Regions from separate parts of the Homo sapiens genome. Here region 1 is linked to region 2. A link is a loop called in an ENCODE intact Hi-C map of the cell type or tissue named here. Cell type or tissue: CD4-positive, alpha-beta T cell. All regions are shown on one strand. Links, peaks and the distances in the headings refer to the core of each region. The heading gives the core; the rest is flanking DNA. Region 1 overlaps NHSL2 (NHS like 2). Region 2 overlaps NHSL2 (NHS like 2).

Evidence for each region. Hi-C counts contacts between places; a loop is a spot of excess contacts. Peaks named below come from ENCODE experiments on the same cell type or tissue, not always from the same donor. Only the 100,000 strongest peaks of a DNase experiment are listed, where the experiment ranks them.
Region 1: it touches region 2 in a loop (2.7-fold over the local background); 5 of 110 quality-filtered maps call a loop at or near these places.

Annotation. Positions count from the first base shown.
Region 1 is chrX:72,042,567-72,058,577 of GRCh38, reverse strand. All of the region lies in intron 1 of NHSL2 (NHS like 2), which reads right to left. It also overlaps the pseudogene RPS26P11. Among named protein-coding and RNA genes, the nearest start is that of RTL5, 81 kb to the left of the region's middle. In CD4-positive, alpha-beta T cell, for the core only: no CTCF peak of the experiment used is centred there; a DNase peak (open chromatin) is centred at 9,357.
Region 2 is chrX:72,098,664-72,114,674 of GRCh38, reverse strand. The region is part of intron 1 of NHSL2 (NHS like 2); the gene reads right to left. Among named protein-coding and RNA genes, the nearest start is that of RTL5, 25 kb to the left of the region's middle. RefSeq lists a silencer at 13,439-13,558. In CD4-positive, alpha-beta T cell, for the core only: no CTCF peak of the experiment used is centred there; DNase peaks (open chromatin) are centred at 7,154 and 9,034; H3K4me3 peaks cover 1,333 bases; H3K27ac peaks cover 1,818 bases.

The DNA.
Region 1 (16,011 bases), core at 6,558-11,557, 56 kb after region 2:
AGGTCAATAGATCGAGACCATCCTGGCCAACAAGGGGAAACCCCGTCTCTATGAAAAATACAAAAATTAGCTGGGCGTGGTGGCGCGTGCCTGTAATCCCAGCTACTCGGGACGCTGAGGCAGGAGAATCGCTTGAATCGGGAAGGCGGAGGTTGCAGTGAGCCGAGATTGCATCACTGCACTCCAGCCTGGTGACAGAGTGAGACTCCATCTCAAAAAAAATTAATAACAATTTAAAAAAAAAGAACTGGGAAGCTGTCAAGCCCCTGGTGCCAGAAACAAGTTTTCTAAAATTCTGTTTTTCACTTGAAAGTTCAAGTTTTATCTTTGGTAACAAATACTGTGAGCTGTTTTCCTTGAAGCAACAGGCTCATTTTGTTCATCTTTGAGAAAAATGTCCACCAAATACTCAAGTCTGACTAACCATAGTTTACCTGTCAATTGTTCTTTCAAGTGAAAATGACGTTCCAGGAAAAAGGAGGCCTGTTGAGCTCACACCTCAAACAATTGCACAGTGCTCTTCTCTAGACAACCATCTCACTCAGCATGCAGCAGAAGTGCTTTCTGTGTTCTTCCTGTTTCATCACACAGGATATTAAAAAGACATCAACTCCAGGCTTGAGATTTAATAAAAATTGCCATTTCTTACTGCTTTATCTAAGCTACTTTTCAGTAAGATTGGTGGCTTTTCCCCCCTTTTTCTGAGTATGTAGTGGTGAAAAATACAAAATACAATGACTGCTAGTACAGGCTGGTGCCACTGCCTTGATTCACACTAAGGTGGCAACAGTTTTGCAAATGGTGCAAAAATCAACCTCATGAAAAAGGCAAATAGTGTCCTAGTGTTATCGTAGAAACAGCTCTGACCTTGAGCATCCTCCAAAAGAGTCTCAGAAACTCTGAGGGGTCTGTGAATTGTACTCTGAAAATCTCTGGTTTAGAGAAATTCTTGCCCAGGTCCCTAGGAGCAAGTCGAGGAAGGTTCATTGCAGCATTATTTGTGGTCATGGACAGTTGGCAGAACCAAGATGTACAGTCTCAGAGGAAGGGAGAAGTAAAATGTGGTGGATGAGTGCCAAGTCAGACAGAAGTGATCAACGAGATGTGCACATAGCAGCACCGAAAGGCCTCAAAACAGAGGGTTGAGGGAAAAAAGAAACAGAATATGATCTATGGATCAATACTATTTATGTAAATTAAAAGCACATAAACACAGAAAACACTATGTAATTTTCAAAGACATTTCCAACAGCATGTATCAAACCATTAAAGAGGAACTGGGAGTGGAGATTAGAGATGAAAGGAAAAATAAGATAAAAAAATTTAAGGACCTTGCATGGATAGATAATGGTGTGCACAACAGTATACTTAACTGTGCCCTTGAATGCAAACAAGGACAGAATGAATGGGAGGCAGAAAATAAAGTACCTTTTCAAGAGGCTTGATGGCAGAAAGAAAGGGGATTGCTAGAGAGAGAGGTTCACAGAGAGAAGTGGGCAGGGATGTCTGGCTTTGCCTTCTAGCAATCTACCCAACGTGCTCCAGCCTGGGTTCCCAATGGCCTCCTGGTGTCTGAAGTTCACAGAATCAGGCCCTGGTAGGGAAGGGCACTGAAGGACTCCATACTTGCTGGCTCCCAATTTCTCTGGGAAGTAAGAGATGATATCATCGTCTAAAAGTAGGAGATGGTAGGTAGTCCGGCCTCAAGAGCCAGGGAAGGCGTAAAGCAGCTGCCATAGAGACCAGACAAAAGTAAAAGTATTTGTAGGCAGCACTGATGGCTCAGCTGGAGATTGAGGGAAGTCTGGGATGGATGGGAGGGAAATTGAAGAATTGAATGCCTGGTGGCCTTGATTTTTCATTCATTTCTTCAGCCAGTCCATTGGTCAACAAATATAATATTTATTATCTATTACATACCAAGGTACTTGGGATACCAATAAGGAGTAAAACAGGCTTAGTTTCCATCCTCATGGACATGCCAGTCTGTGTGTGAGCGTGTGTGTGTGTGTGTGTGTGTGTGTGCGCAGACGTTAAATAAGCACACAAATACATATATTATGAAGCAATAACAACTGCAATGAATAAAGGGTACAGGGTGCTGAGAGAGTATATTGGTGAGGCTTGATATAGTCTAGGAGGCCTGTTGGTAAATAGACACTTCCATCTTTGTTTTCAACAGCTGCATAATGCCCCACTATATGGATGCTCCATAGTTTACATAACCAGTCACCTACTGTAGGGAACACAGAATTTTCTCCCTTTCTCTTTACATCATAACCAATGTTTTGATGCACATCTTTGTACATGCATCTCTAGCACTCGTTTGATTATTCCCTTAGTATGCATTTCTAAGAGTAGAATTGCCACATCAAAGGATGTATACATTTTTAGGCCTTTTGAAACATATTGCCCAACTGTCCTGCAGAAAGGAGGTACTGATTTACATGGGAAAATGTCCGCTTTTAAAAAAAGGGTTAATGGTGGCCAAATCTAGGTGGTAATAATTCCGTAAAAAATTTTAAAGGCTGCATAGTATTCCATGGTTATTTACACGATTTTTTTCTATTTTGCCATTACAAAAAAAGCAATTTACTTATTTAACAACAACAATAACAAAAGTGGAAAGTTTTGATAAAAGAAACCACCTACCAAGGTTAGAATATGCTTTCATCTGTTCAAGTAATATGCTAGGTGATAGGACTAAAAAGGTGACATCTTTTTTAGAATCTCCAGTAAAGAAGTAGATTTTTAGTCTCAAGGTTCGGAACATTTGCGTTTCTGTTAAGCAGTTGATTTGCTTTTATCTATGAATCTTATAACTGATCATACCTCCCTTTTTGTTATCTGCCATGAAAGGTTAAAGTCAAATTTGGGACCCACATTTATCAAGAGGGGACTTCCTGAAATTCACTTTCTATCACGACTTCTTCACAAGTTACCCTTGTTTTCTCTCTGCCTCATCTTCCTCCCTTACATCTAATTTAGGTTCTCTCCAAGTATAGGATGTATCTTATAAGCCACCTTAAACCCTTTTTGGAATAAGTCAAGGTGGAAATAATTTTTTACAAAAATTAAGCTAAATGCTCAGATCTCCCTCCAACACAGTCCTCAAGAGGCATAGGCAAGACACAAACAGAAAGATGCCTCAAGAAAACAACAAAAACCTAATTGGAGGTCAATCGATTTCTGGGCTACATGCGTCAAAGCTGAGGTCTTCAGCTTCCAAACACGCAAAGTAATTTAGCGCTCGCGTTCCCATGGCAACCGTGCCAGTGATGGAGAAGATGCAGCAAGCCCGGCCTGGCGGTTGCTGGGGAACTCGGGCTGTTGGCTGCGTGACTTTGCTCAAGTCTGAGTGTTTAGATGCGCAGGGACTTTCCATTAACTGGGAGCTCTGGATTCGGACCTAACTGAAAATGTAGTTGCTGAGGAGAGGTGAAAAGTGTACACTGGAAATGGAGTGACATCTAGGTAGCCTCCAATACTTGAAGTTAGTTAGCACTTTCCTTTTTCTCTTTCTCTCCCCGCTTGCTAAAGAAGGGGGTTAGGAAGCGGGAGACGGGACAACAGGCAAAGGGATCCACCCCAAGCTGTCCTTTTACAAAGGGGCTGAAAGAGTGACGGGGGAAAGGGTGATCTCATTAGCATATTTAAAGCTCCAGCCTAATGACTGCTTTGTGCCTCAACTGAAGAAAAATTGTGCTAACTGCAGGGGGAGGGGCATCATGGAGGCTAGAAAAGGGGATCCCAAAAGAACTCAAATGGGGTGAGGTCGATGAATGTCATCCTCGCCACTTGGGGAGAATATAGATGAGTATTTATTTGGTCTGGGAGGAGGCAAGACTTTCTAAGCATTAAAATCACAAAGGAAAATGTCAACATATTTGGCAGCATCATTTAAAAAAATGTTAGCACATCCCAAAGCACAACAAACCAAAAATCAAAGAGAAAATAGCAAATTGGGAAAGAAAAAGATATTTGCAGCATAGGACAGAAAAGGGTTAATATCTTTACTATATAAAGAGCTTTAAGTAACAAACTCTTTACCAATAAGTAAACAGACACACATATTTTACTTTTCTAATCAAGAAAAAACCAACTCTATTTCAGAAGAGAGAGAAAGAGTCCAGAAGAGCATGTCATTCTCTGAAAGGGAAGCTATTAAGAACGACAGAATGCGGATCAGCTCAGACAACAGCTAAAGTGGCCCAGGGAAGAGTTTGAAAATGTTCTGCTTATTGCACTGGAGAGATGGGAGTGGAGATTGGGGGGTTTCCTAAAGCTTACTGCACCAATCAAAAAGCAATCATTTTGGAACAACCTGTCAAAATAGTACTGGAACCTGTCATTGACATATGCAAGCAGGAAGGCTCTACTTCCCACCCACACAGTGTAGACAGAGGAGTATGGCAGAGAAAGCGTTGCAGCATCTCCTTGGAAGAGAGGGCTATGGAGTATCCCTGGCACCTACAGCAGAGCTGGCCCAGAGTAAGCAGGTGTTCAGTGAGGCCTTGTTGAAGAGTTGTGAGGTTCTCTTCATGATGGCCAAGTCCTTAGGTGGAGTCCTTGGTTCCAAGCAGCCTTCAAGGAACTCACCCACTCTCTTTGAGACCCCACCAAGGAGCTCGCTGTGAGTGTCTATCCCAAGCTCAGGTTCTGGGAAGGAGAAGCAGACTTATTCTGTGTTGCTGTAGATGGTAGGAGTATTAATTTCTTCCACAAACATTGCTTGAGGCCAATTATGTGCTGGGAATGAGATGGGGGTGGAGGAGTGGACCCCAAAATGAGGAGCGTATTACAAACAGTTCCCAGTCTATTGGGAGAGACAACATGTAACTTATGAAAGAAGCAGCTTTTGAGATGGGCTTTGAAGGTTGGGTAGGAGGTCAGCACGCAGAGATGTAGTCAGACAGCATACAAAAATTGGAACTGAAGGCAAAGACATGTGCATGGCGAGATGATCCCTCGGGCCCTTTTCTGTTCTGCCAGTCTACGATTCTGAACTTCAGCCTCATTCTCAGCAATAATATCTCTGTGAAATCATGGATTTCACAGGTATGCTGGTTATACTTTTCTCTCATATATAGAAAAATAAATATGCAAGCATTCAAGTAAAAAGAAAAGTTCATCTGTACCTCTTGAAGGCATTTCAATTAGTGTGGTGGAGTTTACACAGTTCTAGGAAACTGTGCCAGAGGTCATAAGGAGTTATGGAGCGTCCTGTCCCCAGAATGGAGAAGATTGGAGGTGGAGAGAATGGAGACAGGCAAACTGGTCAGGCGACTGTCGCAAGAATCCAGTGAGAGGATGGGCCCCCTAACTTCTCAGAAGAAATGGCTGAGAAGCCTGGGGTGCGCGGGGTGAAGCAGCTGATTAGACCAGAGAGAAGGCTCCTAATTCCTGGTTTGCTGCACTCAAATCCTAACGAGGCAAGGCTCACATTCAATTCTGGTCATTATGTTCTTCTCAACATTGTTTTCCATTTCCCTTACCCAATTTAGGATGTATTGTTATGGCTGTTTAAATAAGGTGCCAATCCGACTGGGCAAGAGCAGGAAATGTTTCCACACAGGAAAGACTCTCATCAGATCCCTATTGCCTTTTGCAAATGGAAATCAAGCCTCCTTCTACAGAGGGCATGAGGGCTGAGTCACAGCTGCACCGTTAACATATTAGTAACACAGAAAATCCTCCTTTTCTGTTAGCAGCTTGGCCAGAGAATGTCTACAGAGGGGCTGGGGGGAGCAGAGGGTGAAGAAAGGGGTGGAGAGAGGGATGGCTCAGGAGAGGCCCCCACCTACCCTTTTCATTTGCAACCTGGAGGGGGTCTTCCCTTCCCAAACACAGGAAGATGACTCATTTAAAAACCACCAGGGTGGTCAGCCTAAGTTGGATAGACCAGGCGAGAGTGTCGTGTGCTCCTGGAGGAATGAGAGGGACATGGGGGAAGCTGGACTGGAAGAGGAAGGAATGGGGAGGACTGCAATGTAGCCAGGTCCTTACTCCATCTCCTCCCTCATCCCCAAGCCCATCTCTTTCAGTTGAGACCCTTTGCCTTGTTCCAGAAATCATGTGGCCTCCCAGGCAACTCCCAGGGCGGTTGGCCTGAAGGTCACAGGCTCCTGGCCTCTTGGCACCTCTGTGACTTATCTGAAATATGGTTCTCCTCCTTCAACTGTCCAAGACTTTTAATGCCCGACCTGCCATGCAAGCAAGCTCGCCCTGAGGCCCCTAGTTGGTGCCAGGCACTGGGGACAGAAACTAGGAATTGAGCATCCAGTCAGACAGGTGTGCCTCGGAGGACTGAGGAGGGCAACTTTCTCAGAGGATGATAACCACGCATGTCACCCTTCACCCCATCACATTGGAAGTGCCACAAAGCCAGGAGCCTCATCTGGCTCAGCCACCACTCAGCACCTAGTGCAGAGTAGGTATGTAATACACATTTGTTTAGTTTGTTGAAGGAATTCTAAGCAACAAAGGAAAACGAGATCCATTTTGGTTACACTTACTTTCCAAGCAAAAGAGTCAAGAGGCTTTATGTCTGATTTGTATAAGCTGCTGGGATAAATACTATAATAGAGAAATAAATGCTATATAAAGTACAGTGGGAGCTGAGAGGGGGACTCTGCCTGGAGTTATCTGGAGAGGCTTCCAAGAAAGCTGTCATTGAGGCAAGTTGTGAGAAATGAATGAGGTTTTCCTAGGTGGAAGTGAACACTGAGACTAGGTGTAGAGAATGGTGGCAGGACCAGAGGTGTGCAGGCAACAGGTGGGGACATGTTGGAGAGAGACCCGCAAGTGGAAGAATCTGGAGGAACCAAAGACTTCCTGAGTGTGTGCTGAGGGCAGGCAGCAGGAGATGATGTTGGAAAGGTTGCCTGGATCCATCTGTGGAGGGCCTTAAATTCCAGCCAGAGGAGTAGATCGGGAACATGTTGTGGAGAAGGAAACCTTAAATAGGGTTGATCTGGCAGTGAGGTAGGAGAAGCAAGAGGAAGGAGGGCTGGATAGGAGATGATCACCTGGTATGACAGTGTCTAGGAAACTCGGTCACTGTGAGAACAGAGTGGGAGGGCCTAGGGTGAAATGTTGATGGGGCTGTAGAGAAACAGATTCTCTCAGATATTTCTGGCAGAACTGTGCATCGGTATAGCCATCTGAAAGAGCGATTTTGCAATATCTACAGATACCCCTCAACTCAGCAATTTGACTTCTTTCTAGGTACATACAACTGAAAATTTCTGTACATGCATGGGGAAATATCTACAAGAATGTTCATTGTAACATAGTTGGTAATGGTAAAAAATAGAAATAATCTAAGTGTCTATCAGTAGTGGATTAAGAAATCAATTTTATTATTCATCTGATGGAATACTATATAGCAGTTAACATGAACAAACTACATCTATGGGTGTAAAAGGGACAGATACCAAAAAACATAACACTGAGTGAAGAAAGCACATTTTAGAGTTACTTCATGTAGTATAATAGCACTTATGACAAATTTTAAAAGTGCAAAACCAAATAGTACATACCATTTATGGATGCATAAACATAGCCTGGATTTGCATCACAGCCCAGACAATAAAAAATAGGACTGAGGAGGAGAATGCAGGGACGTCGGTGGCATCTGTAACGTGGTTTTGGTTTGGTTTGGTTTTTGTTTTGTTTTTTTTTTTTTGATAGATGGAGTCTTGCTCTGTCACCCAGGCTGGAGTACAGTGACGCAACCTCAGCTCACTGCAATCTCTGCCTCCCGGGTTCAAGCAATTCTCCTGCCTCAGCCTCCTGAGTAGCTGGGATTACAGGCGTGTGACACCACACCTAACTTTTGTATTTTAGTAGAGACAGGGTTTCGCTATATTGGCCAGGCTGGTTTCAAACTCCTCACCTCAAGTGATCCACTCACCTCAGGCTCCCAAAGTGCTGGGATTATAGGCATGAGCCACCAGGCCTGGACTGTAATGTTTTCTTTTGCTAGAAAAAGTTGCTGGCAAACATGACGCAAATGTTAACATTTGTTCATTTTGGGTGGTTCATATGCATGTTTATCATAGGCATTTGCTACATTATCTTCTGACATTTTTCCTTAGTGTTTTTTAAGCAAAAAAGAAAAAAGGAAAAAAGGGGAGGAATGAAAGAGACAGAGCCGGCCACTACCTCATCTAGCAAATAGAAGCCTACAGACACTTACTGAAGGACAACACAGCCACAATCAAGAAAAATAACAGGAAAAATGACCCCACAGCTCCTAATAAATGCTATGTTTCAGAGCCTGGGCTCATTGCCACCCTTGCCCCTACCCGCCTTTGCTGGCTGTCAGTCAAAAAAACAATAAATAGTACACGAAAGTGGATCCAAGGTGGAGAACAATGATTTGGAACTCTTGCCAGACCCGGATGCAAAGGCACTTGGAGAGCAAAATTTACACATATGTTCCCCATGTGAGAAACAGTTCATCCCTGCAGGGTGTCTAAGTACCACGAGGCCTTCTGGAGGGAGAGAGAGGAGGAGGGTTTTCAGGGCATCAGACCAAGAGAGAAGAATGGTGAAATCGAAGGGAACATAACCTACCAAAACCAGAACTATAACTACAACTAGAAGCTAGTTATAGCTAGAGGATTTATTTATGCTTGTTTTGTGAATTGTTGTGTCACCAAAGCCTTGAACAGTGTTTGATACATACTAGATGCTCAGTAAACATGTGTAAGTGAAAGGGAACAGTGAGTGACACGAGGTGGATGGGAGGAGCCTTGAGCGTTCCCAGCTCTTCCTCATCTTGATTGCTTAAGTGACCAGATTTCAGGTGTGCCAAAGCAGGCACTCACAATGTTTTCTAGATAATTTCTATCATTGCCTGAGGTAAGAACCGGGGGCCTGGATTGAGACACTGGCAGTAAAAGGGTGATGGAGTTATAGAGGAGTGAGGCTCCAGGAAGAATAAAGAGTCAGGAGGCTTAGGCAAGACATGCCCCTAAAACATGAAAATCTCATGAGTAGGAACAGGTATGAGGGGGTTTGGGGAAGCAAAATGGACACCAGAGAGAATAAAGAAGGGAATTGGGGGGAGTCTCACCCACTCCGGGCACTGGGAATTCATAAGGTGCCTCCTCCTGCTAGATGTACAGCTTGGAGAGCTGCAATGCCTTTGAGAGAATTAGGAAAAAGTGGCCCCAGGATAAAGGTCTTGACTATTGGATTGTCCCCACTCACTTGGGTGAGCTTGCGCAGGGCACAACCTGCAGAACCACACACCGAGGCCCTGGCCCCCAGATCCGCATTCTGGGCCACCAGGTTCTTTCTAGTCTCTCATCATTCTGCAGCCCCTCGCCACCTGCTGGGAGCACTCTGTTATCACTCTGGCTGCCATCCCTGCTTCATAGCCCCTGCCAGTCCACTTTGCCCTGGATCACAGCAGGGCCTTCCCTGGCAAGAAGCCAACAGACAGCAACAAGTTCTCAGGTGAATTTTGAATCCTCCTCCTCCTCCTCCCCTCCTCCTCCTCCTCCTGCTCCTCTTCTTCTTCTTCTTCCTCTTCCTCTTCCTCTTCCTCTTCCTCTTCTTCTTCTTCTTCTTCTTCTTCTCCTCCTTCTTCTCCTCCTTCTTCCTCATTTTTACAGACAGGGGCAAGCATAACTCACTATAACTTTGAACTCCTGGCCTCTAGAAATCCTCCTGTCTCAGCCTCCTGAGTAGCTGACATTACAAGCATGAGCCACTGTGCCTGGCCTTGAATATTATTCTGTGTGCAAAGACTCTGTGTTCTAATCAGGAACATTTCGACTGCTTCAGACAGGGAGGCACACGCTTTTCTACCTTCCTGAAACAGGTCGAGTAAAGTCCAAGAAGCCTGAAGCCAGAAACAAGCTGCTGCCCCGCCCTGGTGTTGCCTACAGGAAATATTGACAACATTTCTCCTGTCACCATGGAGGAGAAATGCCCTCTAACCCCAACTCCAGCATCCCAGAGAGAGTTTTTGAGTCTGCTGGGCTGGGACACATGCAAACAGTGGGGATAGAGCATCAGCACTCTCCTCAGGACCCCAGTGGCATTATGTCACCTTTTCTCAAGCAGGAGAATGCAGCCTCTTGAATTCCGAGAAAGTGGTGGCCATTGGACAGGAGCTCTGTCACTTTTCCCCAAACAATAAAGTTATCTGCATCTTCCCCTTCGTGACAACATGTCCTTCAACTTTTCTAAAGGCTACCCCTACCCACACGCACTCTGGCTCCCATTCCTTCCTAATAACCACCTTTTCCTTGAACCCAAGTGTGGGAACCTCACTTAATCTCTCCATGCCTCCTCGGATGCATAGGAGAATTAGGAAAAAGCTTCCTCATCTTTATTAGGGGGAGAAAATAGTATCTACCTTATGGGGTTATTGTGAGGACTGAGTGAGTTAATCCAATAAATGTTTAGTGTAATGCCTGCCATATAGTAGGCACTCAAAATGTTGCTTTATTATTATTATTATTATTATTATTATTATTATTATTGTTATCATCATGAGTGTGAAAGGCACAGTTAAGGGCAGTGAACTCTTAATGGCACTGAACCAGTGTGGACAGACAGGTCTGGGTTAGCTATCTGTGGAACCAAGGTTTGTCTCAGGATGGAGGCCCTACCAAGAAGGCTTCTGGCCACTGCCTGGCTGGCTCCTGGAGCCCTCAGAGTACATCCCTCTGCTTAGTGGAGTTGGCAACCCTTACCTCCTGACACTCTTGGCTTCCCATCTTGCCTCCTCTTTGCCCTATTTAGACTTGCTCCACTGATCTGAACTGACTGGGCAGTCTCAAAGGCTGCTAGCCCTAGGAGCTGGCCTTGGCACAATGCTGTACCATAGCATGAGGCCACCCTTCTCTATACCCAGCCCAGCACTCTGGGCCTCACAATGTTTGGGAGAAATCTCCTGATGGTTCTCATCAGGAAACATTTGCATATGGACTCCCTGGAACCCAATTTAGGGAGACAACTATTGAGCTAAAAATTTCACAGTCAGGACCAGTCTCAGTATAGGCAGATAGGATTTGGGGGAGCAAGAGAAAGATTCCAGAGTGTCTTCTCTGTCACCCAGTGGCTGTTGCCTAAACTTCCACTATTGGAAAGCTTCATTCCTGGGCCATAGCCATTGCTCCCTGTGAGAAGACAAAGTCCCTGAGAATGGGAACATAGTAAGTCAGCCTCCAATGTCGATGGCCTCCGTGGAACAGTTTACTGAGCAAAGTCTGCAAAACTGGGAAACACAATAGGTAATAGCTCCCTTTTCCCTTGCCTCCTTGCCACAACAACCACTGAGAAATAAAAACTCAAATACAGGTAAGGAGAGCATGAGTGTGGAGACCCTTTGGGGAAAGCTGAGGGCACTAGGCTTCTAGGTATGGTTTCAGGATGGTGGCTGAAGAGGATGATGAAGTGAGATGTGTATGTTGTGGCCAGGGGTGGGGGTGCTGGGAGGGGAAATAAGGGTGCAACCATGTTTTAACTTCACCACCTTCAAGGTGAATGACAGCTATTGTGTGTGCTCATCACAGTGCATTTTGAGTTAAACAAACCTAAGTTTTAATTCCGGCTCTGCCACTTATTAGCTTTGTGACTTTGGAGATGTCACTTAACCTCTCTGAATCTCAGTCTTTCCATCTGCACAACTCTGTTGTTACTAATAACAATACCAAATTAATAATGTTGTTTGGGGGCTTAAATGAAAAAAGACTTACAAGAGAAACCAGCCCAGTGCAGCACAGCGGCAACTCATTTATCTGCTCCATCTGAATCTTGCTCTGGGCCAGCAAAAGGTGCTTTGCCAGCAATGTAAAGACACCGAGAACCAGAAACACATGGCAAAGGTGATCCCTGAAACCTTTCTCTGCAGTGTCCGTCCTTGAAATGTCCCCAGGGAAGAGAGCATAATCCTCAGTCTAGGACTTGGGAGCCAGAATCCAGATGGCATGGCCCATTTATCAGCACCACCAGACTCTCAACTTTAATAAGCCTTCTGCATTAGTAACCACAGGAAGAGGAGGAAATGGGCTAGATTCCTTAGCGATAATGAGCACTGCCGGCTCACTTTTATATTGGCAAAGTGCATCGTGATCACTCTGATTAGTTAGTTTGCTCTCATATCAGCCCTCAGGAGGTACAAGGAGTATTTTTCTCTTTGTTTTAAAGATGCAGGAACTGGGAAGCACAAGCTGTCTGCCACTTGCAGCCCTTGGCCTGGTCAATGCCTCTACTCAGTATATGGAGCTGCCTTATGGCTCTTAGAATTTTAGGGATGAATTTTAGAGTCTAGTGCCATTTAGTACTTTTCTGGGAAGACAGGTTGCCTGGTGTTGTCTAAGAGATTCTGTCCTTTACCTATCAGACGAGGTTGTGGGCCGGCCTAGGAGCAAAGAAACTCCAAACCTTAAAAGGTTAGAAATGCAGGACCTAGGGAATTCGGGGAAACAGACCAATGAAAGTGCTTAGCAACATCCCAGGACCAATGCGGGTGAGCCCCTCTGTTTCCATGAGACAGTCTTGATTTTCATTGGCCATGAACATGATACTGTCTCCCTGAATGAGGGTGAGGGAGTGGGGGTTGTCTGCAGCTCTGTTTAGGTGTTTATACCTGTCTATGAAGGGAGCTTAAGAAAACTGGGGGAGTTCCCATTTGGGCCCTTGGCACTGGGAAGTTCTCAGTCATATCAGAAAAATGAAAGCAGTTTGGCAGACTTTTACTGTTGCCATATCCCTGCACAAATGCAAATTGTGCGGGCCATAGGTATGCGGTCTGTACACAATACGAAAAGGCACACATGGTCATCTTAAAGCTCTGAGTGAATAAAAAGCTATTTATATGTCAGTCTCTGCCTGGCCAAGGCCTGTCTCCGTAAGCAGGGAAGGTCAAAGCCCTTCTTCCTGCTCAACTGGCCCTGCTCTGGAATCAGAGTGAATCCAGTCTGACCGGGGACTGGGGGGTTCCCTCCTCAGAAAGTGGTATAAGAGGGGGACTGCAAATAGTGTATGCTGCCCTGGGTGATGCCTCTGAGCCTGGAAGCAAGCTGAGCCCCAGAGGCCACGGGGGCCTCCCACCTCCCACCACCCCTCCACCCCTGCCACGAGGGGCTGGTTTTCCTGACTGGCCACTGTGTGTCGGGCCAACATCCTTGGTCTCTCCAGCAACCCCACCACAAGGGACCTGGCACCTAGTCCTGAGCCTCAGCTGGCAGCTGGGGAGCCACGCTGGTCTGTCTGGCTCCTGCCAGCCCCTCCTTCCCTCATTGCTGGGACTCTGCTAATCCCTCCCATTGTATGCCCAGGACTGCTATTTCACCCTGCTCCCCTGCACTCCCCAAGTACAGTCATCTGTAGCAGACCTGCCTTGAGTGTTTCCCACACCCCTGTGACTCTTGACATTGTATTCAGACTGCTTCTCATGCCCTGACTTGGGCTGTTATGTGTGCTAGATGCTGGGAAGGCTGCTGGGTCTTAGTTGTCTCCAGCTCCTCTTCCCAGTGTCAGCTTGGACCCTGATGGCCAGATAGCTCCACGTGGGGGCTTCTAGCATGCTATGCAGCCAGTGCCACATCAGTTAGAAAATTACCTTGGGCCACTCTTCTTTTTTTTTTTTTTTAAGTACAATTTCCATTTTATTTTTCTCCAGAGAATAGCCTGTCTTCAGTCTTTAAGAACTCAGCTCCTTACATGGGCTTTGGTGGGGGACGTGGGGCAGCACCCGCAGGTCTAAATCGGGGTGGGGGTGTTCGGTCCTTGCAGGCTTCACGAGATCGATTCCTGACTACTTTGCTGTGAATTGCACAACTCACACAGTAATGTAGCTTCACATACAGCTTGGGAAGCACATAGGCATCGAAGACGCTCACTTCAGAAATGTCCCTGACTGCTGCGGCCTCCACTATGTTTCGAATGACGAATTTCTTAATGGCCTTGTCTGTGGGCACGCATCGGACACAGTTAGTGCAGCGAATAGGCTGCACGTGGCCGCGGCCCTTTTTGGCATGACTGTTGTTCCTTCTTTTCTTTGTCATCTTGGAGGCATGGACCGGAGAGAGCGGGCCACTCTTCTTATGTAATCATTAGAGTTCTGTGGGATCCCAAACCATCCAGGAATGTAGAGGAATGGGGGCCACCTGACAAGGATACTGGTTGATGCTCATGCTGAAGTGGTTGTAAGTTCTTGTTTAGGAGCAGGACCTTCCCTGCCACTTGATTAGGGGGAAGAATTCCAAAAATTGGGTGGAATCTGGATTCAGTCAGCTGCCCTAAATCTGGTTGTCTCAAGTGAGCCCCAAGCAAGCAAGAATCCAAAAAGCCACAATGTCCTCCACTGTAGCCATATTGGCCCTGAACATCTGCTTCCACTTCTTTAGGTTCCTGATTTGCACTCGCTTTGCCCACTGTGCCAGTAATCCTGCCTTGGGTTCTAGTCTGCTGGGCTTAACATTGACCTGTGTTTCCTCAGCTCCATCCTCTTCTCTCCCGTGACCACAGCACTGGCCATGTCCCTCTGAAAATAACTCCCCACCGTCCTCTCAACTAGCCTGGTAGCTTTCAGGACAGGGACCAAGCTTCATTTATTTCTGTATCCCCAATATAACACAGGGAGTGTATGACATAAAGGGGAGTCCAATAAACTTTGGCAGAACAAACCCACACCTTCATGTTCTCACGTAGGACTCAGCCGGTTTCCTCGTGGCTTGGTCAGTTTATTTAGTACTTGCAGAATCTCCACTCCTGTCTAAGAAATAGCCTACCTAAAACTTGAATTTCCAGTTGCCTGGAGAGGGGGAAAAACAAGGGCTCAGGAAAGTAGAACCCAGGTAAAATGGAGGGTAAATATTTGCCAGAATAATCAACATGTGTGGCTCAAGAGGGACAGGGACCACATCGGCCAAGAGGAGGTCTCAGGGTATTTTGATGCATGGCAGCCCCTAAGAAAAGGGTCTGTACTAAAGAAGCTGTTTCTGAGGGAGCAAAGTATCATGGAAAGAGTACGGGTTTGAGGCTAGAGTGCTTGGGGTCGAATCCCGGCTCAGCCATTTACTGTGTGGCTTCAGGCAATTTCCTAAGGAAACTTTTCATTACCTCTCTTTCCTTGTGTGTAAAATGGGGATGGTAACATTGTCTACCTCATGGAGTTAGTACAAAGATTAAAACAATATGTAGAAAGTACCTGGCAACACAGGACATTCTCAATAAGCAATATATATTAATATTAATAATATCATTAATAACATTTAGCATGTGATTGATACTGATGTCCAAAGTTTAACCTAGTTCAATTTGCAGAGACCTCAAGCAGTGTCTTCAGGGTGAAATTATGTGTGTGCATGGGTTATATTTTCTAGGAGTTTCATTTTAGGGTAGTAAAGGAAGTGCTAGTAAGTTGGCTGTAGAAAGAGGTAGCAGGTCTGCAGGAGTTGAGACTCACAAAAGTCAGGAAACAGCGCATTGCAGCTGTGTGTGGCCATGCCCATCTTCCCCACATCAATTGTGGGAACCTCAGCGGCAGGACTGAGTCCCACTCCCCTCTCTCTTTGCCTCGCCACCCTACATACCTAGTCCAGGCCTGGCACAGAACAGATGTGTGGGGAGTGAGAGGGTAACCAAAAACTTCTGAACAGGAAAGCTACCTGACTTGGGTGTGGGAGAACCTTAAATTACATGTCTACACCTGGTTCATTCCTTCCTTCATTTATTTATTCAACAAAGCACCTACAATGCACCGGGCACACAATATAGGCCCACATCTTCCATCCAGGCCCAAGGCTCCTTGCTTACTCTACAAAGTCCTTGCAGCTCCTTTTTTTTTTTTTTTGGCTCAGGGATTGTCTTCTTGGCCAGACACTCTGCTTTTCAGCCTCTTCCCAAGAGTCTGCCTCTTAAATCCTCTGCCTCAAGCTCCTCCCATTACTGCCGACAATTAGGTGTGGTCCAGTTCTAACCCCCCTTCTAGCTCCAGGACACACCACCCTAGTCTAGCCCTTACACCCCAGGCAGCTACTG
Region 2 (16,011 bases), core at 7,067-12,066:
CATCTTGCCAGGGTGGCTCCCTCACCTCAACTCAGGGCAGCTCTGTGGGGCTTTCTCACCTCCAGAGCTTCCCCTTTGGATTGACTGTGACCTTTGTTGCAGTTTACGTTACTCCCTCTGCATAATCCTGCTTCCTCACCCACTTTCCACAGTTGTTGATCCCAAGGGCCCCCTAACAAACTTCCTGCACACTAATCTCTGCCTCAGGGTCGGCTTCCTGGGGCCTCCAAACTCCTCTGGCAGGAAGGGCCCTTTGCAGTGTGAGAGGCGCATTGACATATGCTCTCTCGTGGGCTCGGGCATGGCTCAGAGGCCTGCTCCAGAGAGGAGGCCGCTGCTACCTTTCCCACTCCCTTTGTTTCCTAATGGCTTCTAGGCAATTCTCTCTTTTAAAAATTGTCATGCTTTTCTGTTATGCTTTTCTTTTTTGTTCTTATTACAAAAGCGAAACATGCTTAACATAGTTAAAAATCAGAACGTACAAACAAACAGAAAGAGGGAAAGAACATTCATAATCCTACACACCAGAGGCAACCACGGCTGATACCTTGGGTATATCTTTCCAGAAATTTTCCTATGCCAAACAAAGATGGAATCATACTGTAAACATTGTTTTGTGGTTTACTTCAACTCTCTCTCGTTACCACAATAACTATTTTCTGCCAGCCATGTTCAGCCTCCCTATGAGAATGGGAAAATGAAGACTCAGAAGCCTGTGGGCAGTCAGAGGCCCTAGTCCAGCCCCTCATACAGAAGAGATGTGGAAACTGAGGGTCAGAAAGAGGAAGGACCTCTTCTCAGGCCCCACACTGAGCCAGACGGGGGCTCCTCCCCAGGCACCAAGAGACCATCCAGATCACCTTCTGACCTGGCTCTGAGCCTCTTTCCAAATGTCTGAATTGCCCAATCAGGTTCAAACCAGGAGAGGAGCAGAAAATGGGACTGGCATAAGAGAAATGTAGGAAAACGAAACCAGCCTGTTGATGTCTGTGCCTGGGTCCAGGCCACTTTGCAGGTGTATGGTAGGCGCACCTGACAGCAATAACTTAAGAAATGAGGTTTGTCACATAGCGGTTGCTGGGGGAGGGTGCTAAGTGAAGGTGCCATATAAACTGCATGCTTTTTGCAAGACGTTGTGGTTCTCCTGTCCAGCCTGCTCCCACTGGATCATCTCTGTAAGTAAGTTCCCTCTAATAAAACCCTATGTCTCGTTTGCTGGCTATGGGTCTCCTCTTTGGCCTCTTGAACCTGGTGCCATCCCTACTGAAGTCAATAGGGGTCTAGCACAACAGCAGGGTTCAGCATTTGGTCCACAGGGGAGTCGGCAAGCTGTGTACAGAGCACCCCTCACGGCAGGTGGCACCCCTCCTCTTGCCAGCTACTGAGCAACCCCACCTCCCATCTGTTTCCCACACAGCAACCAGAGGAATCATCCTCAAAAGTCACTCAGGGATGAGGCAATGGATTCTTAGATATGACACCAAAAGCACAGACAACAAAAGAAAAAATAAACTGAACTTACATCAAAGTTGAAAACTTTAGCACTTCAAAGGCCACCATCAAGAAAATGAAAAGGCAGCCCACAGAAATGGAGAAAATATTTGCCAATCATGTATCTGTTAAGGAACTTGTATCTAGAATATAATAAAGATCTCTTATAACTCAATAATAAAAAGACAAATAAAGTTTGGGCATGGTAGCTCATGCCTGTAATCCCAGAACTTTGGGAGGCTGAGGTGGGAGGATCGCTTGAGGTCAGGAGTTTGAGACCAGCCTGGCCAACAGAGTGAAATGCTGTCTCTATTAAAAATACAAAAATTAGCTGGATGTGGTGGTGCGCACCTGTAATCCCAGCTACTTTGGAGGCTGAGGCAGGAGAATCGCTTGAACCCAGGAGGTGGAAGTTGCAGTAAGCCAAGATCGCACCTCTGCACTCCAGCCTGGGTAACAGAACGAGACTGCATCTCAAAGAAAAAAAAAGGAATGAAGTTCTGATCCAGGCTACAACATGGATGAACCTTGTAAACATTACACTAAGTGAAAGAAGCCAGCAACAAAAGGCCACACATTATATGACTCCATTTCTATGATATGTCCAGATTAGGCAAATCCATCAAAACAGAAAGTTGATTAGTGGTCACTAGTGGCTGGGGAGAGGTAGGGGTTGGCAAAAGTGGAAAGTGACTGCTAATGAGAAAAAGGTCTCCTTTTTGGCATAATAAAAATGGTCTGGAATTAAATGGTGACAGTTGTGCATATCTGGGAATATTCTAAGAGTCACTGAATTGTATGCATTAAATAGGTGAATTGCATGGTATGTGAGTTATATCTCAAGAAAGCTATTAGTAAAGAAAGAAGTAAATCACATCCCGTTGCTCCCCAGCACATCTTCCCATTGCTTCTCATCACACAGGACTAAAATGCAAAGTCCTTACCATGATCTATAAGGCCTGAATGATCCGGCCTCTGCCTCTCCCTGCTTGCTGGCTCTTTTCTTATCACAGGGGCCTTTTTGCTGCTCCTCAAACATGCCAGGTCCATTCCTACTTCAAGACCTTTGAACTGGCTGTTCTCTCTGCCTGTAACACTCTTTTCCCTGATTTTCACATGGCTTGCTTCCTTCCTTCATTTGGGTCTCTGCTCAAATATCACCTCTTCAGATAGACCCCTGATCTTGCTATGGTGTCCTGATCCTAGTCACCCTAGCCACATCACTCTGCTTACTTTTCTTCATAGCACTTACCACTACTTGAAGCTTTTCTTGGTAAGTGGTTTCATTGATGACTGTCTGTTTGCCTTATCCTGGACTGTAAGCTCCCTGAGGTCAAGGATCTTGTCTGTCTTGGTCACCAGCATATACACAGTGCTTGGCGCATGGCAAGTGGTCATTAAATGCATGTTGAATGAATAAATGAGTGAATCTCACTTCAACCTACTGTCTTTGCAAGTATCCACTCCTGCTTCTGAGGAGGACTGAGTGTGAGTATGTCAAGGGGTTGTGTAGCCCCTCCCTGCTGCTAAAATGCTACTACAGAACTGCTACTGCTGCTGCTGCTATGGCTGCAATTCTTTAATTTACCTTATACTTACTTACTGTGGGACTTTGGACAAGTCTCTTCACTGAGCTAAGACTCAGTCTATATTTGCAAAACTGAGATAATAATAATGTCTCACTGGGTTGCTATGAGTGTGTCCAGTACTTCTTAGTGCAGTGCCTGGCTCACAGTAAAGACGCAATAAAGAGTAGCTATTATTATTATTTGAGCCTCCCACCTCTCTTTAATTCCAGGAATTTGGGACACTCTTTTTGCAGCAGAGTGGAGGACTACTTGCACACCCAGACAGTGGTGGACCTCTGGTCCGGACATCCTCCGCCCAGTTAGCTGTCTTTCCCACATAAACCTTTATGGCCTCAGCCTGCATCACTGCAGGCTCGGCCCCTGAGAGCAGCCCCCAGCCACCCTGCACAAGTCCACCCAGGTAGGGTGGCCGGCCAGATGCTCAACTGGCCTTCATCCTCCTCTTCCAGGCAGAGTCCGGGGCAGGGAGATGCACTCACAAACTGTTTTCCACTATTCTGAAAATTCTCAGTCCCAAAACATTGCACATAACCTCCATGGCCAAGTTACTTTCCTAATTCCGGTTGCCATAACAACGCGATTTAATGAAGGAGCAATTTTTTTTTCTTAAAATAATTCAACCCGTTTCCATATCAACAGGGGTTTATTTTGGTTCCACATGCAGCAAGGGCTTGGTAGCCAGCACCTGACAGCACCTTCTGCACTTTGGGAGGAACTCGAATTTCCAGGGGGCCATTTGAGATGTGGGAAAGGGACTGTGGTGGCCGTGTGTGCTGAGGAGGCCATGGCCTCAGTAAAGAGAGCAATAAACAGTGTGGGCACCTTAGAAGTTCCTCTTTGGGTTTTTTTTTTTTTTTTTTTTTTTTTTTTAGGTGGGAGGATGGAAGAAACAAGGAGGGGACAAGCCGTTCAGCGTCCTGTCCAAAGTCTAGGGCCTACAGAAACCAACTCCCTGTTGCTGGGCCTCCCTCTTGAGACCACAGGCTAGAAGGAGTGTCCCGGGGCTGGGGTTGGGTTTCTTTGTTGGAAAGCTTGCTGGAGGGGGTCACGGCAGGGGAAAGGGTTGCAAACATGCATAGTAAATGATTCTATCTGTGCCTAAGCTGGCTGTATGTGACTAGATTCCTTCATAAATTTACTCATTCAAGAAACACGACTGAGTACCTACTAGGTGGCTGGTACTGTGCAGGGGACCTTGAGGACACAACGAGATACAGTCCCTGTCCTTAGGGAGCTCCCAGTCTGGTGATGAGGAGGTCATTCTCAGAGGCTGTCTTCTAGGCCAGTGCTTCTCAAACTTTTTTTGCACATGAATCACCAAATCCCCTGGGGATGTTGTTAAAACGCGGGTTCTGTCGCAGTAGGTGGAGCGGGGGTGTGTGTGCTGAGATTCTGTATTTCTTAACACTCTCGTAGGTGATGCTGCTGCTGCTGCTGGTCTTCATACCTCACTTTGAGCAGCAAGGATCTAGGCAACTAAGAAGCTGGTGGAGAAAATATGGGACCAGAGAAAAGCACTTCACCCCTCTGTTCCCGGCATCCTTGGGGTGATGCCCCGTCCTGTGGGTTTTGGCTGCATCTCCTACTGGAATGGGGTGACTTTCTCATTGAGCAGAGAACTCTGCTTTGCTTTCTGAAGAACTTCTCTAACTCTGTGGAGTTTTTAATAAATAAGAATGAAAAGGTGGAACAACCAGGGTGTTTAACAACCCCAGCTGAGAGGCCACCAGAATTGCTTCAATTCCTTTCTGGGGAAGTTTAAGTTAGCCATATAAAGCAGCACACGGAAGGACAGAGCCCCAGCCTTTCTCAATGAAGACCCTGCCTGGGCCAGGTGAGGTGGCTCATGCCTGTAATCCCAGCACTTTGGGAGGCTGAGGCGGGCGGATCATGAGGTCAGGAGTTCGAGACCAGCCTGGCCAACATAGTGAAACCCCGTCTCTACTAAAAATACAAAAATTAGCCAGGCATGGTGGTGCCACCTGTAATCCCAGCTTCTTGGGAGGCTGAGGCAGGAGAATGGCTTGAACCTGGGAGGCGGAGGTTGCAGTGAGCCGAGATCGCGCCATTGCACTCAATCCCAGGCGACAGTATGAGACTCTGTCTCCCAAACAAACAAACAAACAACAACAAAACCTGCCTGAATGCACACTTTGGAGCAATGTGTTTAGGGGGGCCAGCATAAGTCAAGAGTCAAGTTCCAGTTCCAGCTCTGTTTCTTCCTAAGCCCTGTGACCTTGGGCAAGTCAAGTCACCTCCCAGTGCCTCATCTATAAAATGGGAATAACAATCACACTTAATTCACAGGGTTGTTTTGAAGATTAAACGAATTAATGTTTGTAAAGTGCCTGACACACAGCAGGTACCAAAATAGCTCATTCATTCAACAAATACTTAGCCCTTTCTGTGTACTGGGCCCATAAGCTTGGGGAATACAACAGTGAACAGGACAGACACAGTCCATGCCCTCACGGAGTTCACACTAAAGCAGAGGAGATCTGAATGATAAGAAGGAACCAGCCGCACAAAGAGAAAAAGAGCACACTTGGCAGGGGAAACAGCAAATGCAAAGGCCCTGGGGTGGAAAAGGATGACTGAAAGGAGCCAGTGTATGTGCGATGTATGAGGGGAGCATGGCAAGAAAAGATGTCACAGAGGTGGTCAGGGGCCATATTACTTCAGAGTCTTATGGGCTGCGGTCAGGAATTGGGGTTTGATGCTCGACATACCTGAAAGCTGTTGGAGGGTCTATGGTCTGGGGCGGGGAAGGGAACTGTGTGGTGTGACCTGACTGCTCTCCTTCACTGCCTACAGTGCCGGCAACCTGGGCTCAGCGTTTCCTTCTTCCCTGCCGGACCCGCATGTCCTCAAATTTCTGGAACTAGAAAGCCCATCCAAGGCCTCGGGATTTCACGTCTAGATGCTCACTGGAGAAATGTGTGGGATGCACACACTACTAGCCTGCTGCAGTTTGCTCAGGCTGCTCTGTGTGCAGAAGGTCTCTGTGCTCAGTGACCACTCTTCTGGTCCCGCCCCCAGGCAGCAGAGCGAAGGCTCTGGAGCAGACGATGTGGGTTCAAATCCTGGCTCTGTCGCTTATCAGCTGTGTGACCCTGGGAGATTCACGTTGCCTCTATGGGCCTCTGTTTCCTCATCTGTAAAATGACGTAAGAATAGTAACTACTTCCTAGGGAAGTTGTGATGACGCAGTGAGTGAATGTGAAGGCAACACTTCAGCCTGGCACCTAGGAAGTGCTGCACGAAGCCTGTGGACAGGCAGAAGTTTGGTGTCTTTGACTTTGAGGCTGGGGTGAGTTAATGTAAGGGCAAGTACTGCAAATGCTCCAGAACCCTTAACAAAGGGCAGCTACTGCCATGGCTAGGATAACACTGCACACCACTGTGCCACTGGGTCCCGGTTTTTACTTTCCACCTTGAGGAATCACCAAGACCTGTCAATCTGACCTCCTAACTCCCTCTCAAATCTGTTCCTTCTCCCACTCACTGGCACCTCTCCAAATCAAAGCCCTGTTACTTCTCACCTAAACAATTACAAGAACCTCCTACCTGCTGCTCTTCCTCCCTCAGATCTTGCTCTCTTACGATCCAGCCTCCACGGGGCCAAGAGAGTCATCTTCTAGACACACACAAGTCATATCAGCTCTTCCCTCTGCCTCAAAACCATCAGGATAAAATGCCAGTTCCTCAGGCTGGCTGACAGGGTCTTCCCATTCTGGCCCCTGCCTCTTCTCCGCTTCACATGCGCCACTTCCTTTAGGAGCACCATTCATCAGCTGAATTGTTCCTTTGCTCTAGAATGCCGTTCTCCCACCCCTGCCCTCTTTTCCACCTAGTAGAAGTCTACCCTTGCTCCTAGAGTCTCTATGACATTGTCCCAACTTCGCTTTTCCTCATGGGTTGTTCCTTCCTCCAACACCCCCCCGGGACTCTGTCTTCTGTCTGTTGGTGCACATGAGTCGTCCTCCCCACGAGATGGTGAGCCCTGAGGGCAGAGGAGACAGCAGAGCAGAGCAATGACATCATCTATCATTGTGTAACCTCAGCACCCAGCTTAGCCAAATCAAGGGCTCATGAGCACAAACACTGGCAGGGCCCAGGCAGGTAACACCAAAGAGAGAAGCAGGCTAAATGGGCCCTGCCGTGAACCGTGGAACTCCCTGCCTACCCACAAGGGGGCCAAACCCCTTAGTATTAGCTGATTCATCCATTGGGACCAGATCTTAAGATTTTTTAAGAAAGTGCATTGGGAACTAACTTACATTATTTATTTATTGTTTATTTATTTATTTATTTATTTAATTTTTTTGTATTTTTAGTAGAGACGGGGTTTCACCGTGTTAGCCAGGATGGTCTCCATCTCCTGACCTCGTGATCCACCCACCTCGGCCTCCCAAAGTGCTAGGATTACAGGCATGAGCCACCGCGCCCGGCCTTTTAAAAAATTTTATTTATTTATTTTTTATTATACTCTGAGTTCTAGGGTACATGTGTGCAATGTGCAGGTTTGTTACATAGGTACACATGTGCCATGTTGGTTTGCTGCACCCATCAACTCGTCATTTACATTAGGTATTTCTCCTAATGCTATCCCTCCCCCAGCCCCCACCCCCCGACAAGCCCCGGTGTGTGATGTTCCCCCTTCCTGTGTCCATGTGTTCTCGTTGTTCAACTCCCACCTATGTGTGAGAACATGCAGTGTTTGGTTTTCTGTCCTTGTGATAGTTTGCTGAGAATGATGATTTCCAGCCTCATCCATGTCCCTGCAAAGGACATGAACTCATTTGTTTTTATGGCTGCACAGTATTCCATAGTGTGTATGTGCCACATTTTCTTAATCCAGTCTATCATTGATGGATATTTGGGTTGGTTTCAAGTCTGCTATTGTGAATAGTGCCACAATAAACATATCTGTGTGTGTGTCTTTATAGTAGCATGATTTATAATCCTCTGGGTATATACCCAGTAATGGGATGGCTGGGTCAAATGGTATTTCTAGTTCTAGATCCCTGAGGAATCGCCACACTGTCTTCCACAATGGTTGAACTAATTTACACTCCCACCAACAGTGTAAATGCATTCCTATTTCTCCACATCCTCCCCAGCATCTGTTGTTTCCTGACTTTTTAATGATCGCCATTCTAACTGGCATGAGATGGTATTTGTTTATTTATTTTTAAGCTGCACTTCTGAGTGTGGAAAATTCGTTTTTTAAACCATGCAGAACAAAAAAACCTGAACTTCAGGCCACACTTGGTCTTTCAGCCTATCATCTTGCAAACTCAGAACCTTTGTGTGTGTATGTGTGTGTGTGTGTGTGTGTGTAATGAGGGAATGAATGAATGAATTCAAGTTTCTTTTTTTTTTTTAGACAGAGTCTTGCTGTCGCCCAGGCTGGAGTGCAGTGGCGCGATCTCGGCTCACTGCAGGCTCTGCCCCCCCGGGGTTCACGCCATTCTCCTGCCTCAGCCTCCTGAGTAGCTGGGACTACAGGCACCCGCCACCTCGCCCGGCTAATGTTTTGTATTTTTAGTAGAGACGGGGTTTCACTGTGCTAGCCAGGATGGTCTCGATCTCCTGACCTCATGATCTGCCCGCCTCAGCCTCCCAAAGTGCTGGGATTACAGGCGTGAGCCACCGCGCCCGGCCTCATGGATTCAAGTTTCCTAGAGCTACTGTAAATTTCAAAGGTTTGGGGGAAATTACACGTAGTCAGTTCAGTTGCTATTTGGTTTGATTTTTTGGCGTAAGGACATGAACGTCAAAATCGAAAGTCAAGTTTTTATATTTCTCTCTTTAAAAATGAAGCCCAACCTTCTTTCACCTGGTGGCTATAACAGTATTGCATTTCCTGGGTAGCTCACAGGCCTTGTGAGCAGACCTGTAACCTCAACTGTGGTGACATCCCTCTTTGAGATGCAGGTCACCCCAGAAGGAAGGGAGGGATGTGAAAGCCACAGAGACTGTTTCCATGGTGGCTGATTTGCTTAGTTTGGTAACCTCTTATAAACAAACTGTGCAGAAGATGACAACGGCACGGTTCCCTCCAACTTCCGCCTACCTCATCCCACTTATCTTAGCCCCAAGTGAGAGAGGTTGGGGGAAAGACTGAGGACTCTGAATTACAGGCATCAAGGACTCAAATTCCTTTTAGGTCCTGACTCCCTGTCCCTGGGACTCCTATACCTGGCTTTGGGCTGCAGGGAGGGACTTGCCCAGAGGCCTGCAGGGTGGGAGGGAGCCAGTTGCATTTCCTGAGTGACTAGAACACCAGACCTTGAGCTGCTTGATCCCCCATTCAGGACCAAGGCACTCAGTCCCCCAGCTACCAGAGGTGTTGGTCCATGGCTCACGGTTGAGTCTCTTCTCCAAGGTAACAACCCCTTTCCTGGGGGGCAGCCTGCATCCAAGATCTCGTTAATAGATGGGGTGGGGTGGGAGGTGGGGGAAGAAAGGCCCAGCTGCCTGGCCTCAACTGGGGCCATCTGAAGAGCATCTCAGCTCCAGAGCTTCCCATGTTATCAACTGAGGTCTCCAGTGTGCCCACACTGCAGGTGAACTCCTGTCTCTGACCGATCCTGCTCCCTCACAGGTGCTGTTCTAGAAGGCAGTTCCCAACAAACCTTTTGCAGGCAAATCAATATCTCCAAATCTGTTTCTTGGAGATGCCAGCCTATGACAATTCCCTGCCTTGGCCTCTTTTCTCTCCCTGCCTTTTCTTCCTTGTTGAGCACAATCACTCCAAACGCCCCAAGATCATCTCAGAGGATGATCCTCAACTCTTTCCTGTTGCCACAGCCACTCTCCCAGTCTGCCCACTTGCATTTCTCAGAGCCTGGTGGACATCTTCACCTGGATACCCACTTTTTTAGTCTCAAATTTAATATACTTAAAATAGAACCTCTCCTGCTATCCTAATCCACTCTTCCTCCTGACTTCTGTATTTCTGTTAATGAATCCCAGGCTGGAGACCTCAGCGTCACCTTGGGCAACCTCCTGCTCAGAAACCTTTAGCATCCCCTCAATGTGAGCAGAACACATGCCCATGCTCCTTATCTTCATACTCAAGGCCTTCCTTGTTGACTCAAATGAGGCCGATTTCCTGACAACCCTCTAATCCAGGATTTCTTAACAGTTTAATGGCTTGGACTCCATCAGGAGCCTAATGAAACTTATGGGCCTCTACTTGGAATGTTTCTACAAGCACAAAATAAAATACATAGGATTACAAAGGAAGTCAATTGCATTTAAAGTTATCTATATATGTCTTAAAATTTGCAACATAGTAATATGCATTTCGTTATTAACACATTAAGTAACATGAGCTAGTGGCGGGTCCAGTGACTGCCATGATTTTGAAGTAGTCGTGAATGGGACAGTAATTTAAGGCACCTGCAGCAGCAGTAATGAGATATAAAAACATCTGTGGCTCCTGTTCGAGACAAAGTCACAGGCTAATGCCACTGTGATGTGTGGCCTGTGTTCATAATGGAAGGAAAGCTAACTTTCAATTACAGGTTAATGAAGACAAAGTTATAATTTTTTTCTCATTTAAGTAAATGAACTCCTGGTCAAGCACTTCTGTGCTATGGGGAGTCCACATTGTAGCTCAAATTGGATATTCACACTTCCCTGAATGAATGTCACGCATCCCACATCCATCCTGGCTGATGCTGGAAACTGGTACTCGGGCACTGGGTCAAGTCGGCCTCACTCTCCACATGGACCTTCTGCCACAGGCTGGCCAGGGCTTGGGGCTAAGAGCTGTGCAGAGCACTGCCTGCCCATGGGCAGCCCTGGGAGGGTATCTTCTCTGGCTTTTCTCCTCTCAAGTCCCAGGCCCTGTCTGAGTGAATTTACATGTTTCTGATGGCCCAACCAAGATTACCCAGTCAGTTGGCTCATGGGGTAGTGCACAGCCATCAAGCTAGTTGTAGAGCATCTAGTTGAAGATGCCTTCACCAAGGTGCCATTTGGAGCTGTGAAGAGGCCACTACTCTGCTTGGATCCTTCTCCTGAACCTTGGACCTGGGACTCATCCAGCTCTACTCTTACCTTGCTACCAGATTCTAAATGTTCTGCAATGCATGGGACTGTCCTGTACAATGAAGAATTGTCTTACCCACAAGGGCCATGATGCCCTCGGTGAGAAACACTGCTTAGGAAGTTTATAACTGTTTGTTTAGTGCTTCAGTAGTCCTTGGCCTGGGGTGCCAGCAACGGAGGCAGAGCAAATCTGTGGGCACTTCTCTGGACTCTTCCCAGTCCCCTCTGGCCTGAAATCCCAGTGACCTTTACATCTAGGATTGGGATTGAGGGAGCGATGCATAATATGGTGAGAACCTTCCCCCACTCCCTCCACTGTGGCCACTGCAGCTATCAGTTCCAAATCCAAGCTTTCCCAGGCGTGGGACTTTGCTAGGTCAAGAGGAGCTACCTGGGCTTGATAGCTGCCACTAGGGAGGGAAAAGTTGGCAAGAAGCTGTTTTTAGTTTCCTCCAGATGTCTGCTGGCCTAGGACCCTTTGGCTCTGTCCCCCGGGAAGGAATGTTTGTCCTAGGCAGCCTCTGCTTTGCTACTGGAGCTAGGGAGTGGGTACTCCCATCTGGGGCAAGAGAATGTGCCAACTCCTACTGTGCTTTTGCGGGTTAATCATTTCCAGGTAGGAGCTGTCACGAGTCACCCTGGTGTTCACCTCCATTGCTTTCCATGAACCAGTCTAGTTTCCTAAAAATACCTGCTCCCTATTTCCCAGGCCAAAATGCTCCAGGAAATGCCTGCAGCCCACGATTGTCAGATAAGTGGCTTCTTCTGTTAGTTTGACCTGTATTCTGATGAAAGGGATTACTAATACTGCAAGAAACAATATTCTGTGACTTACAAATTATATCTGTTAAGAATAATGAATACTTATATAGGGCTATTTATTATACTTTATAGTTTATAAAGGCTACTTTATATATTAGGTTGAACCATACAAATTTGCTGGCATTTAAATGCTTTGGACAGTTTCATAGGATTCAACCTAACACATTTTCTCATTTATTCCTCACCATAATGCTGGGTAGGTATTTTTAGCCCCATTTTACAGAGTAGAGTACTAAATCTTAAGAGTGGTGAAATGACTTTTGACTAAGATTATATATACAGGAAATAGCAGGGTTGAGACTTGAACTAAGTCTGTCTGATGCCAACTCTCATGCTCTTGGTTCTCGAGGTAGGATGATTCAGCCTGGAAGACCACTGCAAGGCTTCGAGACTCCTAGACTACCCTCAGGAATCCCCTGGCTGGTTTCTCTTGTCACCTTTTCTTAGTGGGAGAGATCAGCAGGTGCATAGATGCCTGCAAATAGAAGGTTCTAAAGTGATGAGGTGACAAGTTCTAGTTTTAAGGCTTTGGGAGCCCTGAGGAGGTACAACAAAGACAATATCCAAAGCATGTTAATTCACCCATGCATTTATCCGTCCAAGAGAATGCTACTGGGTAGCTCCCATGCACGTGACAGGCTCTGCACTAGGTGCTAAGTTAGTGCAGAGCCTAGGCTGCCAACATTCAGGGAAGAGGCTTAATCAGCAGGGCTTCTACGCTTTGGCCAGCCTCAGGAGGGGGCTGAAGCAGTAGAGGCTGGGGTGAGATCACCATGTGCATGGGACTTAGATTTCCTGTGACACTGCTCTGTCTTCCTAGCCCAGGCATGATTTGGGAGGCCACAGCTTGTGTGACCAAGCAGAAAGAAGCTGGGCTGTTGCCTGGTGCTTCAGGAGTCTGATACCACTGAGAGTTTCTAGGCTGCAGGGCTGGAGGAGGCAGCAGTAGGAAGGGAAAAGGAATGCTGGTGTTCCACTCCTCGGCCTGGTAATGGGGAAGCTGGCAGGTGGGGCCGATGAAAAAGAGCTCCCTCCCAGGCAGCCACAGGAGGAAATTCCTTTCTCCTGTGCCTAGCTGCTCTGAACCCTCGGCTCCACCATGGGGTTGGGTCTTGTAGCTGGCCAGCTTGGGGAGAAAAGGCTGGGGGAGGGCTCGTTTAGAACTTAGGCAGTGGGCATGCGACCGCCACCTTTGTTTGGGGACAGCATGTTGTCCCGTGGGAGATAATCACATTTCTCAGCTTCCTGTCAATCCAGGGGCCGAGCACCCAAGCCTGCTGTGGAGTCCAAATGCTTCCCAAACCTGGCCTGACTCAGGCCAGGGCAAAACTGGCTGCTCCACCTGTCCCCAGTGCTCTCCAGCCACCTGCCTCCTCCCATTCTGCCGACACCCACCCAGACACCAAACCCCGAGCTCAAACCCTGATGCGAGTCTTCTTGCAGGATGCAATTGAGCCCATGCTTACCATTCCAGGCTCTAAGCTGTGCCGCCATGGCTGTCACCACTGCCGCCCAGGAGCACAGTGGCTCTGGGGCCACAGAGTTAAGATCTCACAGTTGAGTAAGCCACAATGTGGGTTCTTCACACCACACCCTCCCCAACCACAGTGGTAGGGATTTCCTCAGAGCCCCGTTGCCACACACTCTGCTTTTGAAAAAAAAAAAAAAAAGGAAACAGGCATTGGGTTTTGAGTGTGATGAGACGCTGTGAACAGAGATGCCTCTGAAAGCAAAGAAAGGGGAACCTGTGACAGACCTCAGATAATCACCTCGTGAGCACTCAGGCTCTTTCTATATCTCTGTGGCCATGCTACGGCTTGTGGAAAGGCCAGGGCCATTTGTACAGCAATATGCCACATAATGGCATGTAAGTTAACACAGCAGTCCCCAACCTTTTTGGCACTAGGGACTGGTTTTGTGGAAGACAATTTCTCCACGGACTTGGGTGGGGGCATGGATTCAGGATGAAACTGTTCCACCTCAGATCATCAGGCATTAGTTAGATTCTTATAAGGAGCAAGTAATTGAGATCCCTCACATGCACAGCTCACAGTAGGGTTCCTGCTCCTATGAGAATCTAATGCCGCTGCTGATCTGACAGGAGGTGGAGCTCAGGCGGTAATGCTCGCCCGCCTGCCACTCACCTCCTGCTGTGTGACCCAGTTCTTAACAGGTCATGGACTGGTACGGGTCCATGGCCCAGGGGTTGAGGACCCCTGCTTAATGGACTGCATATATGACAACTGCATATATGACAGTGGCCCCATTAGATGATACCATAGTTTTGCTCTATCTTTTCTAGGTTTAGTTATGTTTAGATACACAGATAAGTACCATCGTGTTACAACTGCCTGTAGTATTCAGCACAGTCACGTGCTGTATGGGTTTGTAGCCTTGGAGCCATAGGCTGTACCATATAGCCTAGGTGTGCAGCAGGCTACACTATCTAGGTCTGTGTAAGTACACTCTATGATGTTTGCACAATGAGGAAATCACCTAATGACGCATTTCTCTCGTAGCGTATCCCCATTGTGAAGCGAGGCCTGACTGTACTTGGCTCGGCTGTTCTGGTCTGCACTCAACCAGCATACGTTGAATTTATTGGAGTCCACAAACCAAGACCCTGAGAAGCTTCATGAGTTGCCTTGAGTGGTGAAGTTGAGGATTTTGTCCTCAATGTCTGACCTTCTAATCCATTCCTACCAACCACAGAGACACACAGCTCAGGTGACATTTTGAATCTCTCTGCCTGCTCAACTTCCACTGTTCAATACGGTAGCCAGAAGCCACATGTGGCTCTTAAGCTCTTGAAATTGGCAGTCTGAACTGAAATGTGCTGGATGTGTAAAACATACACCAGATTTCAAAGACTGAATATGAAACAAAGAATGTAAAGTATCCCATTAATAATTTTTAATATTTGATTACATTGTAAGACACTATTTTTGATATATTGGAGTAAATTAAATATATTATTAAAATTAATTTCACCTTTTTCTTTTTACTTTTTAAATGTGGCTACTAGAAATGGGGATACTGGTGGCCGGCGTGGCGGCTCACGCCTGCAATCCCAGCACTTTGGGAGGCTGAGGTGGGTGGATCATGCGGTCAGGAGTTTGAGACCAGCCTGACCAATATGGTGAAATCCCATCTCTACTAAAAATACAAATAAAAAATTAGCCAGGTGTGGTGGTGGGGGCCTGTAATCCCAGCTACTCAGGAGGCTGAGGCAGGAGAATTGCTTGAACCCGGGAGGCAGAGGTTGCAGTGAGCCGAGAATGCACCACTGCACTCCAGCCTGGGTGACAGAGTGAGACTCCGTCTCAAAAAAAAAAAAAAAAAAAAAATTCCTACACAAGGGGATACTGGTGCCAAAATTGGCAAATAGATGAATGAAATAAAATAGTTCAAAACAAACTTATGTATATATGAGCATTTAGGATATAATAAAGGTGGCATTTCAAATCAGCTGGGGAGGGGAATGTAGCTACTAAGACAAAATTCAAAATTCCATAAGTGGCTGGCATTTGTGGCCCACATTATATTTCTATTGGATAGTGTGGTGCTAGACTTTCTATTTTACCTAAATGTCCATTAACAAGGGATGGGTTCCACACATCATGGTGCATCTACACAAGGGGATGATATGCAGCCATTAAGAAGAATGAAGGATATCTCTTTGAGTAGAAACTAGAAAACTGCAGAGTTATTGGTAAGTTGAAAAAAATGGGCAAGGAATGGGCCAGTATGTATTGTATGATCTCATTTGTGTATCAAAAGCACACAGATGCTTATATATGCACGGAATAAGTTTGCAAGGACACACAAGTAACTGTTATTCTAGATGATTTTGACATGTATGTTTCACTTGAAACTCTCCAGTACTATTTGAAATTTTAACAACAAACGTGTCATTTTACAATAACAAACCATTAAATATATTTATTTTCATATATTTAAAAATAACATATAATGGTTTACGTAACATAAAACTATTAAAATAAAAAATAAATAAAATAAAATTTTAAAAATCAGAGTTTCTATT